2 separate regions of the Mus musculus genome follow, and region 2 is linked to region 1. The links are chromatin loops, found by intact Hi-C in ENCODE. Cell type or tissue: gastrocnemius. All regions are shown on one strand.

The links. Hi-C counts contacts between places; a loop is a spot of excess contacts. Peaks named below come from ENCODE experiments on the same cell type or tissue, not always from the same donor. Only the 100,000 strongest peaks of a DNase experiment are listed, where the experiment ranks them.
Region 2: it touches region 1 in a loop (10-fold over the local background); 24 of 42 quality-filtered maps call a loop at or near these places.

The regions. Positions count from the first base shown.
Region 1 is chr16:8,868,645-8,871,144 of GRCm38, reverse strand. No RefSeq gene overlaps it. Among named protein-coding and RNA genes, the nearest start is that of Gm30310, 12 kb to the left of the region's middle. In gastrocnemius, no CTCF peak of the experiment used is centred here; a DNase peak (open chromatin) is centred at 1,233.
Region 2 is chr16:8,805,357-8,807,856 of GRCm38, reverse strand. No RefSeq gene overlaps it. Among named protein-coding and RNA genes, the nearest start is that of 1810013L24Rik, 23 kb to the left of the region's middle. In gastrocnemius, a CTCF peak has its summit at 985 (motif pointing left); a DNase peak (open chromatin) is centred at 961.

The DNA.
Region 1 (2,500 bases):
GTTTACAGTTTTGTCATCGAGAGGAAGTCATGGCAGCAGGAGGTGGTGCATCTGGTCACATGTCCACAGTCAGGACACAGAGAGATGATGCGGGTGCTCAGCTCACATTCTCCTTTTTAGTTGATCTGGGACTAGAACTGATGGAATGGCACCACTCATATTTAGGGTGGTTCTTCCCACCTCAATTTACCTAATCTAGGTAACCCCTCACATGCATATCCAGAAATCTGCTTATATGGTGATTCTGAGATACATCAAGTTGACAGTCAAGGTGTAGTGGCTGTTCCTGGTTGTCAACTATATTTGGAATGAACTACAATCCAGAATTGGAAGGCTCACCAGTGACCCTCATCTGGAGGCTGGGAGATAGAAGTTTCTGATCTGGATCTTGGTATGGAGATCTTGAGGCGTAGTGGCTATGGATTCCAGAAGACAGGGAGATCTCCGAGTTCAAGGTCATCTGGGATTAAAGGTGTGGTAGCACACACCTTTAATCTGGCCTACACCTTCTACTGGAGACCATATACTGACATTGGAAGAAGGGAGTCTTGCTCCTGCTCTTTCGCCTGCTTGCTGTGTGGGACCGAGCAACTGCTAGATCCTTCCATTCACAGCTGCTGCTGAACCATTGTTGCGAATTGGACTGCAAGTTGTAAGTCACCAATAAAGTCCTTTACTATATTGAGACTATCCATAAGTTCTGGGACTCTAGAGAACCCTGACTAATACACAAGGTAAACCATCAAGGTGAATTAGCTTAGGATTCTCTAAGTTAACCCTAGATTTAAGTAACTTCGCTCACTAATTTTTTTAGGCAGTCTCAAGGAGACCGGGCTAGCCTCAAATTCTATACATAGCCAAGGATTGCCTGGATTTCCTGATCTTCCTGCCTCCACTTCTCAAGGGCAGCTATAAAAGGCTCCAAACTTCAATTCAGTCCTACGTCGGTTGTACCCCTCTGCAGACCCAAGCCCCCTACAAGACTTTGTTCCACCAACCTCTGCCTTCACTAACCCATAAACTCTACAGAGGTCGAAGCAACACCCTGCCCTAAAATCTTCAGACACTGTACCACAAAGGGTCTTTCTAGTGCTAACCTACTCAGAGGCTTCTAGGAAACAGGTGATCCTCCAAGAGGTCATGCCTGTAACAGCAGGGATCCCCTGAGGCTGGAGACCAGTGATCTGGTGAAGTACAAGGATCAGAGGCTCTGAGGCCCAGTGGCCTCTAGATGGCAGTGTCCAGCCAGAAACAGGAGCAATCTGATAAACAGGGAACCCAGAAAAGGGGGTGGGCGGACACAAAAGAACCTGGGGCTGTTCAGAGACCCAAAGGCACTATCAGGGAACCAGTCAGCACCTACTAATGAGCCCCATGAAGAGAGGAAGAGGGTTTGAATCATCAGTAAGATACTATGGAGCATTTATTGAAACCCTGCTCACTGTCACTACTTGGAACACTTCCATGCCTCATGGGATGTTCTTCCATAGCATAAATGAACTGATGTGTTTAATTAGACCTTTGTTGAACGTATTTGGGCTCTTTCTTTCCACTTCTACATCAGGTGATACACACCTGATACCACTGCATAAAGACCAGCTTCCATCATTATTTCTTTGGAATGTCAGGGCAGAAATTAGATGACAGGATCAAAGGCTAAGGTCCACTTGTTTTCGTTTGGGTTTGTTGAGACAGGGTACCACTAGGGAAGCAAGAGCCACCCTCAGGCTGGCATGAACCACACCACCAGGCATATTTGTTGACTGCTCGATTGAAAACAGTCTCACGATACAGGGAGCTTCTCTGGCCTCGAATTCACAGCAACCTGTCACACCTCTCATTTCCAGGGGCTCTGCTTTTAAATTTCTAGTTCCCAACAAGATAGAGCAGAAACAGAAGTTGTCTGCTTATATTTCTAGTTCTAAACCCCATTCACACCCTGGCTTCACTGTGCAACACCACTTTTTCACTGATGGACAAGAATCAGTGTCTGTGGACCAGGAAAGTAGATTTCTCATTCTTTCATTGTGTGTGCATGTGTGCACACGTGTGCACAGGAGTTGGGGGGAGGGTGGTGCTGCCGTACCCATTGGGCTTTCACATGAGTTCTGAGGCCCATGGTTTGCTCACTAGACCATTTCTGTAGCCCCAAACTGGTCCTTGTCATAACTCCATTTCCCTGAGCTCATATTATGAATGGAACTTTACATTCATGCCATGTTTTAGAAAAATATTGTCTATTTCCTCTGTGTTTATAAATATGTACATACTGGGGCTGGAGAGGTGGCTCAGCAGTTAAGAGTACCAGATGTTCTTTCAGAGGACCCAAGTTCAATTCCCAGCACCCACATGGCAGCTCACAACCGTCTGTAGCTCCAGTTCCAGGGATCTGATGCTCTTTCCTCTCCTCGCCAAACATCAGGCACACACAGTACACAGACATAAGCACACTTACACACAGAAAGCAACACACACCAACCTTGAACTCCTCTACTTCCTA
Region 2 (2,500 bases), 63 kb after region 1:
TGTTTATTATTTCTAACATTATCCCACCAATAAATGTTCTACCAATGACTATACTTGACTCCTAAACTTACCCTCTTATAACTATTGTTCTAGGGTTTTCTATTGCCATACAATTAAATAATATATCTTTATTTCTTCCCCTAAACTTTGTTCCCAACTCACAACTTCTCAACATTTCCAGGACTTTACCCAACAATTATCCACTGCTTATTTCCCATAAGAAAAACCAAAAATAAGCCGGGAGTGGTGACACACACCTTTAATCCCAGCAGAGGCAGCCAGATTTCTGAGTTCGAGCTCAGCCTGGTCTACAAAGTGAGTTCCAGAACAGCCAGGGCTATACAGAGAAACCCTGTCTTCCCCCCCCCCCAAAAAAAAAAAAGAAAAAGAAAAAGAAAAGCCAAAATAGAGCATCAGAGCTCCTACACGGAAGGCTCCATCCCACACCTCTACTTGTAAAGCCAAGCCACCTGCACTTCAGACTGACCACAAGTAAACTAGAGGTTCCCACAGTCCTCTCCTCAGAGTTAAAAACAGATTTTCTAGAACAGATCTACACAACTAAGAAACATATTTAACTTATATTTACTGGTTTATTTATTATATACAGTATATATAGCTTATATATACTGGTTTCCTGGAGAATTATGTGTTAGCATAGCAAAACCAGTACACGTTTGGTGTCAGAAGAGTTCTGTGGATAGAAACAGACCTTAGGCACCTTTCCGTCAAATAATATCGAGTCAGGCCCTTGGGCTGAGGTTTATAATGTCAGCTACTCAGGAGGGTGAACCTGGAAGAGTAATCACCCCGGGCCACTGGGGCAATTTAGTGAGACTAAACCCCAGGGAGGGTTAGGGAGAAATGGTTCCAAAGTAAGAGCACTTGCGACTCCTTCAAAGAACCTGGATTCAATTCACAGAACCCACAGGGTAGCTAACCATTTAACTACGGTTCTGGGAGAGCCACTGCCCTCTTCTGGCTGCTGAGAGTATTGCAGTCATGCAGTGCAAAGCATAGAATGCAGGCAAAACACTCATTCACATTAAATAAAAATAAATGGTGGTGCACATCTTTAATCCCAGCAAGCAATTGAATCTCTTAGTTAAAGACAAGCCTGGTCTACAGATGGAGTTCCAGGACAACGAGGGCTACACAGAGAAAAACCTGTCTCAGAAAAAAAAAAAAAATTCCAGCATAATTAACACTTTCTGTGGGGCTGGAGATGGAAAGATAGCTCAGTGGTTAAGAGCGCTGACTGCTCTTTCAGAGGTCCTGAGTTCAATTCCCAGCCACCACACAGTGGCTCCCAACCATCTGTAATGGAATCCAGTACCCTTTTCTGGTGTCTCTGAAGGCAGCTACAGTGTAGTCATATACATAAAATAAGTAAATAAATCTTTTTTAAAAATAATAAATCTTGCCGGGGCCTAGCAAACACAGAAGTGGATGATCACAGTCAGCTATTGGATGGGTCACACGGCCCCCAATGGAGGAGCTAGAGAAAGTAGCCAAGGAGCTATAGGGAACTGCAACCCTATAGGTGGAACAACAATATGAACTAACCAGTACCCGGGAGCTCTTGACTCTAGCTGCATATGTATCAAAAGATGGCCTAGTCGGCCATCACTGCAAAGAGAGGCCCATTGGACTTGCAAACTTTATATGCCCCAGTACAGGGGAACGCCAGGGCCAAAAAGGGGGAGTGGGTGGGTAGAGGATTCGGGGGGTGGGTATGGGGACCTTTGGGATAGCATTGGAAATGTAAATGAGCTAAATACCTAATTAAAAAAAAATAAAAATAATAATAAATCTTTTTTAAAAATTTGCTGTAAAGTTGCCCACATAGAAACACTATTCTTTCACACAGAGATATTTCAAAAGCAGTAAGCCATGCCTGAGGCCTAAGCCTGTCTCTCCTCCCCACTGTGTGTCTGTCCTTTAGTAATGAATCTAAGAACATCAAAAGGGAGAATTCCCTTGCATTATCAGGAACTGCCCTGGGATTTCATTCTCTGCCCCCCAAAATGATCTCTCAGCAACTCCCCCAAGAAGCCACCAAAGCAGAACAGAGCCACCTCACACCCCTTTGAGAAGCCACCCACCCCCATGCTCAGGTGCGCCTTGCTGCCTCCTTAGCACATCTCTTTCTAGTGCTGTCCATGGTTAAGTCTGTTGCGGTGTCTTAATAAACTCTGCCCTCCTTCACATTGGCCACTCCTGAAACTCCTTTCTGCAGCCAAGTCAGGGGTCAGCTTTACTTGAACCACTGAAAAAGCATTCCTCCAGCTCCCGTGGGGGGTGGGGGGACAGCAGGGGCAGCAGTGAACCTCACTAACACAGACACAGCAGCATGCAAATCTGAGGGTCGAATCTACCACTCTGTTCATACTAGACAAGATTTCTACCAGCTGTGCTATGACCTAACACCAAAACGTAAAAAAGAAAGAAGAGCTTTTAAGATTAGCTGTATTTAACATGTGTGTGTATGCATCTGTGT